2 separate regions of the Homo sapiens genome follow, and region 1 is linked to region 2. Evidence: read pairs that join two places in POLR2A ChIA-PET (ENCODE). Cell type or tissue: A673. All regions are shown on one strand. Each heading gives the region's core, and the rest is flanking DNA. Links, peaks and the distances in the headings are about the cores only.

Evidence for each region. ChIA-PET counts read pairs that join two places held together with the same protein. Peaks named below come from ENCODE experiments on the same cell type or tissue, not always from the same donor. Only the 100,000 strongest peaks of a DNase experiment are listed, where the experiment ranks them.
Region 1: POLR2A ChIA-PET joins it to region 2 with 5 read pairs; 2 of 35 experiments call an interaction of 5 or more read pairs at or near these places.

The regions. Positions count from the first base shown.
Region 1 is chr13:36,495,019-36,503,090 of GRCh38, forward strand. No RefSeq gene overlaps it. Among named protein-coding and RNA genes, the nearest start is that of CCNA1, 67 kb to the left of the region's middle. In A673, for the core only: no CTCF peak of the experiment used is centred there; a DNase peak (open chromatin) is centred at 4,563; H3K27ac peaks cover 1,952 bases.
Region 2 is chr13:36,048,187-36,056,258 of GRCh38, forward strand. The region is part of intron 3 of DCLK1 (doublecortin like kinase 1); the gene reads right to left. Among named protein-coding and RNA genes, the nearest start is that of DCLK1, 79 kb to the right of the region's middle. In A673, for the core only: no CTCF peak of the experiment used is centred there; a DNase peak (open chromatin) is centred at 3,095.

The DNA.
Region 1 (8,072 bases), core at 1,905-6,904, 450 kb after region 2:
CTCATTTGTGTTTCTTGTTTCTTCTCCTTAAGCATTTGAATTATTAGATTCTTGGATCAGAAGAAGGTCACGCTGGAGGTGGGAAGACCAGTTGGTAAGTTATCACAGCAGTGTCTGCAAGAAAAGGTGCTGGCAATGCAGATGGAGAGTCAGGAATAGTGGCAAGATATTTTGGTCATGGTGACAGAACTTGGTCACTGGAGGATTACATATTTTTACTTCTCCAGAGATATTTTTGGAATCTTTTGGATTTGTTTCCTCTATGCATTTATTTCAACCTGATTATGGAAATCTTTCAGACATTACGTATTATTTTTTTCCTCTCAAGGAACAAACTAGAGCCCTAGAGAAAATAGACCAGGAGTGTTGAGGAGGGGGCCTGGCTAAGCATTCTTCAAAGTAAGCTGGTCTAAGCCCAGGTTGAGTCCAGGGAGAACCACTAAGCAAGGTTCAGGGAGCTATTCTTAGGGAAGCAAAACATGATCAGACACTCAGAAGTCAGGCGCAGTATCAGGAACCCAGGTAAAGACAGAAGCAACAAGAATCAGAGGCCTTGGCTTTGAGGCCAGCAACAGGTTAGAGCCCATCCAAGAGTCTGGGTAACAGTCACGGGATGAAAAGTGTATGTGTGTGTGCACGTGTGTGTGCGCACACATGTGTGCATTTGTGTGTGTGTGTGTGTGTGTGTGTGTGTGTAATGTGGATGAAGCTGAGCCTCCAGGTGGAGGAAGTAGGTAGAAGTGAGGATTTAGGGGCCAAGAAGCAAGGCAGTTCCTGACAGTCCAGGGAATCCACACTCAGAAGAGTGCTCCTGGCTTCCTACGTGTGCTACTTCTCTTGCTATTCCCAGGGCATATTGCCTGGTGGTCTGCAGAGTGAGCATTCTGGTCTGATTCTCCCAAAGACAAGAGGAAGAGAGGAAACCAACCTTCAATGAGTGCCTTCATTAGGTCAAGTATCTTCTTGTTTAGGGTTCACAACAATACTAGGAAGGCATTATTCTCAGAGTAACCTGACAGAGATCACAGGACAAAGCAGTGGCCAAGCCGGGATTTGGACATGAATCTGCCCATCTCCAAAGCCCACGCTCTTCCACTCATTCCACATGGATGCTATAGCAGGGACCACTCAGTGTCACGTTTGCTCTTGGATTCTGGAATCAAGTGCTTATCTTCCAAAAAGTATTGTTTTTAATCTCATGTATGGTGTTCATTACATTTAACTTTTAACAAAGTCACTAATGATCTTTAAAAAAAAATTCCCAATGGAGTGTGAGCTTCTGAAAAAGCAAATACTATGTCTTATTGTCTTATCTCTGTAATCCCCACAGTGCTAGCATGACACCTTCATAGATGCAAGGATTGCGTGTGCATGTGCATGTGTGTGTGTGTGAAATGAATGGACATTCTTTCTTCACTTATCCCTGCTCCCTGTGACCCTATGTAGGTTCTTTGCCTCCTGCTCCTATAACTTCTGCACTTCTTCTGGAGCTATTTAATACATAGACTTCGGTTCCTCTATTTAGCTTCCAGAGACTATTTTATCTTGATTTCTCTATACGTGCTGGATTTGGGACTCATAGAGTCCTTTTTTCTTGCACATACTCTGTTTTCCCCAGTACATTGTCTCCTGGGATCTTGGCTGTGTCTTGGACCCAGAAGCTTCCTATACCTGGATGCAAAGACTGCCTTGAGGGAATGGAAAAGACTTTACATAGGTTGAGGTGACACATGAAGCAGACTTTGAAGATGAGAGGGAATTTTCAAGTGGAGATGAAAGTAGAGAAAAGGTATCTTAAGGAAAGGAAAAGGTATGTGTGATGGTTTATTTGAAGATCTGTGAGAAATTTAATGTCACTGGAGCCAATAGTGAGTAGTGGAAGATGAGGTCAAATTAACTTTTTAGTAGGATAGTTTTTCTTTTTCTACTTGTTTCTCAGCGTGAGGCAATGGAATGCAAAAACGACTCTTCCGAGTTAATGTCCATGGCTCTTGGAAGAGTATTGCAGCCCTGGGAGAGAATGTCTCAGTTCTGGAACCACTAGACAGAAGAGTTTGTGTTTCTCCTGAAGAGCTTCAGGGATAGAGGGAGCTCCCCAAGATTATAATTCTTCCCACCAGTTTTCTAATACTTGCTGGTCAGAAATGTCTGCTTTCCAACTAACATCTGATTTTTAAAAACCATTTTAGGTAGAATAGATGAAGTTTCCAAAAATCTTATGCTGTCCCTTAAGGATTTAAATGTTTTAAGCTTATTTTAAATGCAGCTATTTATTAGAAAACATTGGGAAATTATTAATCATTTCATCGTTTAAATAAACATTAATGTTGTAGAGTGTTTTTTTGATATGCACGATATTTTTTCTGAACTAAATTGAAATCACTTTTTCTATGCAATGTTTTTATCACTTGCAGCCTTAAAATTTTAATTATGAATAATGTAAATATCTGAGAAGAAAACTTTGATTCTGTTAGGCATTTTCCTCAGGTTGAGAAAAAAGTACTTGGCCTTTTAAAGTTGGAGATTTCTACTTTAGAAAAGTCCTGTAAAACAGTGTGATGGTCTAAGTGTATTAGAATAAAATATACCTAATGATTAATTTTAATTTTTGTCGATTTTGAATTTTTAGGAAAGCTTAAGTAGCACAAATACAGTGCAATAATTTTATCTATAGACAAAATGTTTATGTTAAATCTTCTCCATCAATCTCTATTTCCAGGAGTTTAATTCATCCTGGCCCTTCCACTCACTCTCTGTGTGATTTTGGGCAAGTCATTTCTGTGCCTCAATTTCCTCATTTTTGAAATGGAGATAATAATAATAATAACAATTACGGTAAGGATTAAAATGAATTAATATTTATAAAGTTCTTAGAACAATGCCTGGCACTTAGTAAGCATTCAACAAATCTTAGTTAAACTTAAAAAAAATTTTACCAGCCTGGCGTGGTGGCTCACACCAGTAATCCCAGCACTTTGGGAGGCCGAGGCGGGCAGATCATGAGGTCAGGAGATCGAGACCATCCTGGTTAACACGGTGAAACCCCGTTACTACTAAAAAATACAAAAATTAGCTAGGTGTGGTGGTGGGCACCTGTTGTCCCAGCTGCTTGGGAGGCTGAGGCAGGAGAATGGCGTGAACCCGGGAGGCAGAGCCTGCAGTGAGCCAAGATTGCGCCACTGCACTCCGGCCTGGGCGACAGAGTGAGACTCCATCTCAAAAAAAAAAAAAAGAGAAATATTTTGTTTTACCTTAGATACCTCAGCAATTATTATGTGTTTGCTGCTATTGTAGCAAAGTCACAGAGGAAAAATTTGGGTCTATTTTTCCAATATAATGAGACTCAGAAAAACTCTGAACATTAAAATTTTAAATAATTTTGTTATAAATATAGGTCTTCTAATGTCTTCCCATTTGGGAAAAGACTTACCACAGATGACAGGTTCTCCCTTCAATGTCTAGGGAGACAAGTCTCTGGCATTCTAATAAACTGCAAGGAATATATTCACATTCTTTCACGTTCATATTCCCAGGAAACAAGAAGTAGCAAAATCCAGCACTGCCTCTTCATTAAATTTAGGAACAAAACTCATCCTTTAATTGAATTCTTATCTAATGACTCAGAGCTTGGAGGCAATCTGATACCTTTAATTTGGAAGTTTATTATGTATGTTAATGAAGACAAAATCATGATTATCTAGTTCTTGTTTGCCCTCTGTCACCCTGTCTCTTACATACTACACCACTTCCCACACCCAAATATATTGATTGTTGATTAATGAGAGTAAGCTTTTCTTTTTTCTTTTTTTTTTTATAAGAAGCACATATTGGAGCTGGGGGGTGTAATTGATCCTTCCTTCTTTCTCCAGGGACTGGTGATTTAGTTCTTGGTTGATGATTGGGTAGAGAGTGGAAGCCACGGTAATGGTGAACAGCAGAAATCTGAGGGATTCTAAAGATACTAGTGTTCAGGGAGAAGGATGACCTCTAAAAGGGAATAAAAAACAAGGACAATGAGTTTACATGGCTCTATACTAATGGGAAAATACACACCTCTCAAACAATAGGTGATGTTATAGTGAAACTTTCCGGAGTGGGTGTAAAGAGAAACAATCCTGACAAGCAGAAGGCAAATGTGCATAAGAGACTGGAGGGAGGAAGCAAATATACATCCAAAGAAGCATGCATCTCAGAAATCCAGGATTATTAAAATAGCTCATACATCGAAAAGCAGAGCTATTCCTAGTTCTTCTGCATGTCAGTTTGTTGCTAAGTGCCACCTGGCATGTGTACTTTGAAACTGGGAATTTTATTCCTAGGAAAAGTGTGTAAATGTTTTCCTGCCAGCAGACATAAACAGTGCTAATAGCAGCAGTGTTAAGCTGTGTCTTCTAAGACCTATCAATTTGTGGAGCTTAATTCTTTTCTTAGATCTCAAGACCCCATGTTCTTCCTGCATCGGTTTTACAATCTCTGAAGTAATTAAGCTTCATCTAATAATTCTTTCTAGCTCCACAGTGGTTGCAGTAGCTGTGCTTTCCGCCACTGAAAAACCAAGAGTTATCCATTATAAATGCTGATTTGTGAGTTCTGAGAAAGTATACAGGAAACCAGAACTCCTGAAGCTGACTCGCTATAACTCATGTTACTCAGCTGCATCAGGGGATTGACAGCTGGACAACCCTCCATCTGCAGGCATTGGTTTTTCTCCTCTTGGGTGCCTTCCTTACCTTTCTCCAGTCTATGTATTCTCAGAAAGCCTCTTCCCAAAACTCTAGGGCACCACTGTCCATTTTCACTTTTTGTGACTATGAAAATATTCTACATTAGAAATGTCTACTGTGGTAACCACTAGCCACATGTAGCTACTGAACACTTGAATGTGGGTACTGTGGCTGAGAAACTAACTTTAAAAAGTTTCATTGAAGTATAATTGACACACAGCAAGTTGTACATATTTGAAATGTACAATTTGATAAGCTTTGACTATAAATAGACACATGAAAACAACACCCAATTAAGATAATGAACATAGCCATCACCCCGAAGAGTTTCTTCATAACCCTTTTTTAATCCTTCCACTCCACTCCTCCATCCTCAGGCAACAACTGCTCTGTTTAATGAAACTAAGGATTAGTTTGCATATTTTAGAATTTTATATAAATGAAATAATAAAGTAGTATGCAATCTTTTTTATCTGGCTTCTTTTTTTGTTTGTTTGTTTGTTTGTTTTGAGATGGTGTTTCGCTCTTGTTGCCCAGGCTGGAGTGCAATGGCATGATCTCAGCTCGCCGCAAACTCCGCCTCCCAGGTTCAAGCGATTCTCCTGCCTCACCCTCCCGAGTAGTTGGGATTACAGGCATGTGTCACCATGCCCGGCTAATTTCGTATTTTTCTTAGAGACGGGGTTTCTCCATGTTGGTCAGGCTAGTCTTGAACTCCCGACCTCAGGTGATCTGCCCTCCTCGGCCTCCCAAAGTGCTGGGATTACAGGTGTGAGCCACTGCGCCCGGCCTTGTTTGGATTCCTTTACACAGCAAAATTATTTTTGGATTCAGTCATGCTGTAACATATATTTAATATATCCATAGTTCATTTCTTTTTATTACAGAGCAGTATTCCATTAGATGGATATACTACAGTTTTTCTATTCAACATGTTGATGGATACTTGGATGTTTTCCAGTGTTTGAAGATTACAGATAAAGCCGTGAACATTCATGTACAAGTTCTTGTATGGACAGATCCGTTCACTATTTTTTGAGTAAGAACCAACCTAGGATGGGAATGGTGGCATCTTGTAGTGAATGCATGTCTAACTTTCGAAGAACTGTCAACCTGTTTTCCATCTGTAGTTTATGAGAGTTCTAGTTCCTCCACATTCTTGCCATAGTTAGTCTGTTTAATCTTTTTAACTTTGATCATTCTAATAGGTTTGTAATAGCATCTTATGTGGTTTTAGTTTACATTTTTCTAAGGAATAATGATGTTGAGCACCTTTTCATGTGCTTGTTTGCCATTTGCATGTCTTCTTTGGTGAAGTGTCTGCTTGGATCTTCTGCCGATTATTTTTGGGCCGCTTGTTTTCTTATTGAGTTTCCAGAGTTTTTAAAAATATATATTCTGGATACAAGTTCTTTATAAGATATATTGTTTTGAACAATTTTATGCTAGTTTCTTGGATGCCTTTTCATTTCTTAACAGTGTCTTTTGAAGAACAGAAATTTCTAATTTGGAAGAAGTCCAATTTATAACTTTTTAATGGATTATGCTGTTATTGTTGTGTCCAAGAAATCTTTGCCTAACATGAGGTCATAAAGATTTTCTCTTATGTATTTTTGTAGCTATTTTAAAGGTTTAGATTTAACATTTAGGTCTGTGACCCACTTCATGTTCATTTTTGTGTATATTATACACAAGGTATAGATCCAAGTTCTTTTAAAATTTTAATTTGGATATCAAATTTTCTCAGCATCATTTGTTGAAAAGACTATCCTTTCTCTATTACATTGCCTTTGAACCTTTGTCAAAATCAGTTTTCCAAATATGCATGGATTTATTTCTGGGCTGTTTATTCTTCCTTGTTGATCTATTTGTCTATCATCTTGCAAAAACCTTGTTTTTTTGTTTTGTTTTGTTTTGTTTTTTGTTTTTTTTTTAGATAGAGTCTCGCTCTGTTGCCCAGGCTGGAGTGCAGTGGTGTGATCTTGGCTCACTGCAACCTCCGCCTCGCAGGTTCAAGTGATTCTCCTGCCTCAGCCTCCTGAATAGCTGGGATTACAGGTGCCTACCACCATGCCTGGCTTATTTTTGTATTTTTAGTAGAGATGGGGTTTCACCATGTTGGCCAGGCTGGTCTCGAACTACTGACCTCAAGTGATCTGCCTGCCTCAGCCTCCCAAAGTGCTGGGATTACAGGTGTGAGCCACTGAACCAGTCCCATGTTGTTTTTATTTCTGTAGATTTATAATTCTTGAAATCAGGTAGTGCCAGTCTTCCAACTTTGTTTTTCTTTTTCAACATTATTTGTTTATTCTAGGTAGATTTTATTTCTACAAGAATTTTATAAAATTTATCAATTTCTATTTTTAAAAAGCTCCCTGGGATTTTTATTGTAATTGTATTGGCTCTATATATCAATTGAAGGAGAACCACATCTTACCAACATTTATCCTCCTGACCCATGAAGAGAGTGTATCATTCCATTTATTTAGGTCTTCCTTATGTTTTGCTAGTAATATTCTATAGTTTTCAATACATGGTTCACATCTTTTTCAGATCTATCCCTAATATTCCTTGATGCAATTGTAAAAGCATTTGCATTTTTAATTTTAATTTTGGGTTATTCATTGCTAAAATACAGAAGTACAATTGATTTTTTTTTTTTTTTTTTGAGACAGTGTCTGACTCTGTCACCCAGGCTGGATTGCAGTGGCATGATCTCAGCTCACTGCAACCTCCACCTCCTGGGCTCAAGCCAACCTCCCAGCTCAGCTTCCCGAGTAGTTGGGACTACAGGTGCATGCACGCCCAGCTAATTTTTGTAGTTTTTGTAGAGACGAGGTCTCACTATGTTGCCCAGGCTGGTCTGAAACTCAAGCAGTCCACCTGCCTTAGCCTCCCAAAGTGCTAGGATTACAGGCATGATCTACCGCACCAAGCCTGATTTTTGTAAATTGATAATATATTCTGCAAAAGTCCTTGTACTTTCCATTGGATTTTCTACATGTTTTCTGCAAATAAATACAAGTTTGTTTCTTCCTTTCTAATCCAGATGCCTTTTCTTGCGTTATTGCAATGACTAAGAACCTTCAGTTCAATATTGAATGCAAGTACTGAAAGTAGAATCTTTGTTCCTGCTCTTGGTGGGAAGTGTCCAGCTTTTCTCCAGTAAATGTGATGTTAGCTGTAGATTTTTCACAGATGCCCTTTATAAGAATGAGGAAGATCCTTTCTATTCTTAATTTCATGAGAGTATTATTAGGAATGGATGTTGGATTTTTGTCAAATGTTTTATATATGTCTATTGAAATTATCATACAACTTTTCTGTTTTAGTTAATTTATATATGAA
Region 2 (8,072 bases), core at 970-5,969:
GGAGCCAACTGATATATTTAGCATTGGATATATGCTAAAACTGGAAACCTTTCACTAGGGACAAAGCATTTCTGATAAAGTTCTTGATAATATTTTAAATGTTAGCCCAAGAAAGAAACAACTAAAACAGTATAAAAATATTCTTTTATATTGTTTAGGAAATCAATAACTATTATATATATTGACAGGCACCTAAAGACAATATTATTTTTCTTTACACAAAGTAATACTGTTTATATTTTCCTTTGCAAGTTTATGGAATGCAGATTACATTTAAACTTTCTGATCTCAAAATACACCGCTATTATAAAGAATGTATATTCTCAGTCTTGGGTTTCCCTCAGTGTGGTAAAGTCCTGAGTCCCTCTGAACCATTTGGCAGACTGTCTCACTCAACTGAATAATTTCCAGGTTATTTGTCACCTTAAAACAAATGAGGCTGTACATTCAATTCAGTGATGTCCAAGAATAACACACTAGAAACAGCACTAAATTGGAAAATAAGAGACTTTACTTTCAGCTTTACTAATAAGCTGTGTGCTCCTGGGAAAGTCAGCTTCTCTCTTTCCTTGACAGTGATGGTCAAGATCCTGCATAGTGTGCAAGTTTACGACTGCCATTATTCTTGAGCATTGGTAAGCTGGGGTCACAGCACCTGTGGGCAAATGCTGCAAAAGCCTCAGGACTCCGGATTCTGGCTCCTTCCACTCTGGAAATAGCTTTGGCTTTGGAAATCTATCCAGTAGCATTGCTGGGCTGGAAGTGGAGGGAGGCTGGGAGTGGTTTCACATGTAATTTCCTACCCATGATGATTTACCTTATCTCCTCATCTTATCTCATTCTGTTTCTTTTTTCTCCCTTTAAACTCTATCTCATGACTTCCATGCACTTTCCATCTTATTCTCCTTCACATCACTTTCCAAAGACAATAGAAAACCCAAGAAAATGAAACTAAGTATTGCAGAAAAAAGGAAGCCTTTGTTTTCTGGACCTCCTGATTATGAGATGCAGGATTGAAGAGCCTGTGTACTATTTTAGATTGTTTAGTACTGCACCTGACCATATCAAGTAAGTGTGGCTGCTTAAGAAACATGAGCATATTCTGATTTTTGCTAAGAATGTGTCAATCCATCCCCAAATTCTAATGACCTGAAAGAGTAAATGCATATCTGAAAGCCTCTAACATGTCTCTTTCAGGAGACATTTAATGCACTGTGGCAATCTGGTTGTTGCATAGATCCCTTCCATTAAAGTATTATTTTCTAAAATAAACTTTCCCATTCTTTGTCCATTTTATTTTCCAATATTCCAAGTCCTCTAAGACAGTTTCCTGGCTGTCCCATGTGGTCTAACAGAATCCTTTTCCAATTACTATTTTTAAAATTAGATAAAAATTCATGTTTTCTATCTTAATTATCTGTTACCCTTTTATATGATCTTTTGTTAAATGTCTCAAAAATTTTATCCCAAAGATGGCAATAAATCTGTTCCACTATTCAAGTTCATAATTTAATTTTCTTTGAAATCATATTTGCAGTTTTGCAAGTATTTTAAAAAATATGTATAAGTCCTTACCCTTATAAAATTGGCTATGGAAAGAGAGCAAAAGTAACAATAACAGTGGAGTTGTCAGAATAAAAATAAAATACAAAGACTCTAATATATTATGTTAAAATCATTCAATACAAATATGACTGAAAACCAGCAGAGTGCTGAAAAATATTTAACAACTGGCTTTTTGCTGAGGTGGGTGGAATCCCTGATTTGTAATGACTGCTGATTTCCCTGGTATAAATGCTCCCTCCATGACATCCATAGCTAATTTACAGCTACCAAGTGTTTAACAACTGGCTCAGAAAATTCTGGAAATTTTAACAGTCAGCTCAAGTGAGCTGGTACACGCCAGCTCCAGCACATAGTTGGAGCCTACTATGTTTAAAGCACTGTTAAACTTTCATTTTATAACTGAATAATACTTTAACATATAACTGCTATCATCATTAGAATCTTTGGGCCTATTAATAGTTGATGTTTAATAATATCTTTTACACAAATAGCTCTGGGGAGTGAGGAAAAATCATATTTCTTAGTCAACCTCAAATATCTTGATATACTAAAAAGTTAATTGAAGAAAGCCAACATGAGTTAAATAAGCAATCATTGAACAGAATTTTTAACACAGCCATAGTGTACTACTCTAGTGTGTGCTGATGGATGTTAAATTCTTGGTGGACTTGAACAATAACAATGATGTAGCTGAAATTAAATTCAACAGAGAGGGTCAGGGAGAATTGAGTGCCAACCAGCACCAGAAGATCACAAAATCCTAATTTGGTTTGCAACCTTTAAGAATCCCAATGCCAATTCCCTTATCCTGCCATAAAATCTACCCATTCAGGCAGTTGTGACATGTGAGGATTAGGCCCCATTATTTCATTCGTTTTTTAAATGTGCTTTCCCTTTATACCAAAGGATTAACTTAATCTCGTCCTTCATTATGCATGAGGTTCAAGTTCTCCTTCAAATTATAGGATTTGCACTAGTGCACACCATCTCCACCGGTGTCCCTTGTGATTAACCTGATTCAGTTCATTTCTCTATTTACTGAGTGTGAGCGTCTTCTCCATATCAGGAGCTGTGTCAGGATTCAAAGATGCTCAAGGACATCCCTTGCTCTCTGGTCATCAAGTGGACCAGTTCAGAAACCAGTCAGGAATGAGGAGTGCCAGTAGGTCATGTAAAAAACATGAAAAGTTAAACTTGGCCTGTAAGCCCAGTGACATGTCAACAAGCCATTCACAACAATGATACATCAGCCAATGAGAAGTGATGCTACAGAGGCTAAAACACATTTCACTCCACCCCAAACACTAAAGTGCTTAAGGGCCAAAGTACAACCCATTTCCTTTCGTATTATTTACTACAAAATAAATGAATAGATATTTAAGAAATTTTAAAAATGAGGAGAAGATAAAAGCACCATAATCAAAACATTTTTCTGATCTCCCCTTCTTAGACACTAATCCTTCCAGCTCATGTTTGCATAATCTTTAAGGATTCATTTTTTGCCTATCTGGTCATCAAGGTCCCTGGAGACTCTTCAGTGTTTCAACACATCATAATGAAAAGGACTGATGACTTCTCAACCACCAAACCTCACCAGCCATCTCACTTGAAAAAGTAGCCTCATAATCACTTTACTGCTCAACCATATTCACACTTTCAGATGCCAAAAGATTATTTTCCTTTATGTACAAGTCAATTTTTTTTTATTTCTTTAACAACACATAAGTACATTTGTCTTGCTTTATTCTTGCTGGTTTAGATTATAAAACCCTCTGTGTGGTCTTTTAATCCTTACCCTCATGTTCATGGGCACTCTCTTTTGTTAATAACCATGACAATTTTTTTGAAATTCACTCGTCTTTTCATTCTGTTCATTCAGTCACTAAATCTCATCTAACACATGGCACTGGTTTTCTCTCTGAAATTACCCTGATTTAAGCGAAGAATGGTAGCTTGTTTTACAGTAGTGAAAAATCAAAGTAAAGTTGAGAATGAACACTAAGGTACTATTCAGCCTCACCTTTCTTTGGACTAAAAGTACAATGCCCCTTTTTTTCTCAGTAGCAGCTTTCTGAACTTCAATACTTTCCTTATTATAGTGATAGCCATCTAGAAAGCTATGTTTACCGATTAATAAAAGAAGAACCTTAGAAGGGAATGAATCTGTTCAGAAAAAGGCCCTATGCTATGTAGAAGGGAAAAGATCTTTAATGAAAGTTAAATTACCTTCTTAGAATTAAAGGCTGCCATTCACAGGAAGCCTGAGCCCCCCAGGTGATTTGGAATACAACTCCACTTTCATCACTATCACTTTAGAGATGGCAAGTAATAGCTGCTACTTTATTTTAAAAATATCCCCCACCATTCAAACCTCTTTTTACTTGAGAAACTCAACTTATATCTCATCACGGAACTTGCTCTCATCACTGAGCTTATATGGTGCAATTAGTAATTGCCTTTTGAGATGTTTCCTTTTATCTGGGCACTGAATAACTCACTTTCTTGCTTGCTATGATAACAGAACTGTATTAGATGACGAGAAAATCATCTCACTACTCTTAGCAATGACAAGATCATTACCCTACAGAAATTCAAAGAAGAATTTGTTTTATAAGGAGCAAAGTAGAGAGGATATCATGTGAGAAAGAAAGGCAATATTCCTGGGTCACTCAGCAAGTCCAGGTAGCAAAGAGCCTCAAAATCTGAGTAATAAAAATATAGAAATGACCAACCTTAGGTTGATAATTCATTCATTCTGTGAAAATCCAAGGAGCTCTAAGACTCTAGGACAAACACTAGGAATAGGTAGTTAAATAAGACACGAATTTTGCTCATAAGGGGTTACATAGTCTCTTAGAAAGACAGACTTGTAAACAAACACTGAAAACATGAGAAGTAAAGGAGACGTATTCAAATTGCTGTGAAATTGAAAAGCCAAAAGAATCAAAGCTCAACCCAAAAGGATGAAAAGAAAACTGTACCTCTAGGCTTAGAAAGTACTGCTCCATGTCATTATGTGATGGATGGGTAAATGAGTGCATATGCACACAGAAGTCATAGAAGCTAGCCTGTAGGAGAGACGTCTATGAACCCCTAGACAAACCACACTCCCCACCCAAACACTCATTCTGTCCTTGAATCTGCTGCCAACCTTCTGCTAAGTAGTCTCTCAGCCTGAGTCCTATGACTGAGCTTCTTTGAGGATGGGGTGCTTACAATCTCTGAGGCAGTCACTACCTTGGGAAGTTCCATTTGTTTTCCCTTGTATTTAGCTGAAATCTCTTTTCCCTTAGCTTCAACCAATTGGCATCAGTTATTTCCTCCAAATTCTGTTAGAGAGTGCATTCCAATTACTAAAGATGCTAAGTAAACAAGTATTAAAAGGAATGCTATATTTAAGGCTGCCTGATCTTTCTACTTACTATGAAATGCAACACACATTGATTGAGTGCCTACTAAATGAAAGAACTGTGTGAGGTACTAGGCGGCCACTGGAATAAGAGAACAAATCTGCCTACAAGAAGCTCACAGTCTAGCGAGCGGGGCAGGTATGTACCTTCATAATAAGGGGCAGAACAGGATTATCATCACAGAGAAAGACAAGTCAAGTAGAACAAGGGCTCAGCGGATGCAGAGATCACTTTCTACTTAGTAAATCTGGAAATAGCCATGGAGAAAGGAAAATGCAAAATTAACAGAGTCAACCAATACTTATTTACCGTCTACTATGTGCTAGGTAGTGTTTGGGGGACTGAGGTTACAGCAGCACATCTAACATTTGAGGTCTTTACTTCCAAAGAGATTAGATTTTAGAGAAAGGAGACATAGACAAGTGTGACATATATTTCACAATGTGTGTGTATATAGTATCACGATATATATATATATAAATTATATGTATTATATATTGTGACATATATATGTCATAGGGTGATAATGATAAAGGGGACAGTGCTGCCGGGTGGGGGGCAGGTTTCTATTTCAGATAAGAGGAACACCTCATATGGGGACTTCTAAGCACAAACATTAAGGAAGTGAATAAGCAAGCTATGCAGATATCTAGGGGAAGAGATAGGTCTTGAAGATGAGATCTGGTGTTACCCAGGAGACTCTGGAATGAAAAGCACACACTGAGGCATAAAGAGAGGAAGCTACCTGACACAAAGGGAAACAGCATGTGCTGCAGTTTGGTGTAATGCAGGATTAGTGTAAAAGCCATGGAAGATAAAGGATAGAAAAGCAGAATTGGATAGCAATTCTCCATGACACTTCTACATGTCTGATGACAGCTTTTGTCTTAGATTATCTTTGCAAATTTGTGGGTCGAGCAAACAGCCTTGGAAGATAGAGACAATGTCTTTTTTCAGGGTAAAGGGCATATTTGTTTCATCACCAGGATAATGTCCTTGGCTGGGGCAAAGGCTTGGTAGCAACCCTTATAAGATAGGGGGCTTTCTAAGCTTGGAATTTCTCAGCAGTGACACATCATCAGTATATGCCCAGGAATCCCCGAGGCTACTCCACATCTCCAGCATGGGACTCATGGGGAAAACCAGTACAAACATGGAGCTCATGTTGCCTGCTGTGCTGTAATAAAGTCCTTCATTTCTGACCCAGGAGTTTTCTATCTTTTGCCAGTATCCATGAAAATGTGACAGTCTAACTTTTTAGCTTGCAAATAAAGTAAATCTCAGGACCTTCACAACATAGCTGGGCTATTATTATGCTAATAACTAAACACTGAGTTGAGAAACTTCCATTCTACTTGGGAGAGGGGTAGGGGAAGTACAGAGAAACAACCAACCAAACAAACAGACACTTGATAGAATGTCAGGTAGTCACAAATGAACAATAAAGTAAGATAAAAGGACAGAGTAATGGGGATGCTATTTTAGATATGGTGATCAGGAAAGGCCTCTATGAGGAGGTAAATGTGAGCAGAGACCTGAAAAATAAAATGAAGCAGCTGCTTGCTATGGTTATGTCTATTTAAGAGATAAGGAAACAGAAGCTAGGAGTGTGTATCTTGCTGAGGTCTTGTCCACACTAACGAGTTGTGCATTTGTCACAGCTTACACAACTAACAAGCTGGGGACTTGTTACACAACTAGTTACACAACTAACAAGTTGTATATTTGCCACTACATAAAAAGTAGTGCGGTGGGGATATGAACCATGGCATCATGAATCCTGCCACACTATGCGTTCTGTATATACTCATCTCTAAGGGGTAATGAGCACTCAAACTATGGAGAATGCAGTAGGAGTTATGAGAAGGAGCAGATCTGAAAAACAGCAAGAGACAGATTTCACAAAACTGGTCACTGGGTTCGCTGAAAAGGCAAATAAAGAGATTAGAGAGGACTCAGAGCCTTTAAGCATGGATGGCCAGAAGAACAGCCGTTCCCAGAAACCAGGGCTCAAGGATGAGGGGCTGAGAGGGAGGGAGAATGGGTAAATGGATAAATAATGACTTGATTTTCGACATACCAACCTGGACGCATTAGTAGAATAGCCTTTGAAACTTCCCCTCCGATTTGAGATTCATGGACTTTGCTCCTCTGCCCTCTGTTGTGACTTTTATTAATCTATAAACTCTAGTTCTACCCCAGCCCCTGGGCCCTATTAAAACACCGGCAAGAGAAAATGAACTGTCTCGTGCTGACTATTCCTAACCAGCTGGCTTTCTTTCAATAAACAGGGAGTGAACTCAGTGTCTATTCTCTCTTACTAAATTTTCCATTTTTCATTCCTTTTGGAGATTTCAGAAGAATAAGGGGAAACCTCCCCGCATTTTCCCCAGTGCTTCTTTTTGACGGGTTCCTGGAGAACACCACTGTACTGCTGTTCAATTTATTTTTCTTACTTATATTAAATATAACAAATTCAGACACCACACTGTCATAAATCCATGTCACATTTTATCCCTTTATGTTGACTGCAGGATTTTTAAAACTTCATTCTAACTTCTTTAAAGCTTGCCAGAGTGCACTGATGTTGAGGTCAGTAATAGGTCTTTTATTTCTATTTTTAAGCAGTTCTGATTTATTATAGGATTTTTAAAACAGTATTAAAAATATAAAAAGGCATAAACTTTTAAAAATTAACTGTTTATTAAAAATAAACTTTAAAAAATTAACCATATAATGATTGCCATTCTAACTGGTGTGAGATGATATCTCATAGTGGTTTTGATTAAAAAGTCAGGAAACAACAGGTGCTGGAGAGGATGTGGAGAAATAGGAACACTTTTACACTGTTGGTGGGACTGTAAACTAGTTCAACCATTGTGGAAGTCAGTGTGGCGATTCCTCAGGGATCTAGAACTAGAAATACCATTTGACCCAGCCATCCCATTACTGGGTATATACCCAAATGACTATAAATCATGCTGCTATAAAGACACATGCACACGTATGTTTATTGCGGCATTATTCACAATAGCAAAGACTTGGAACCAACCCAAATGTCCAACAATGATAGACTGGATTAAGAAAATGTGGCAC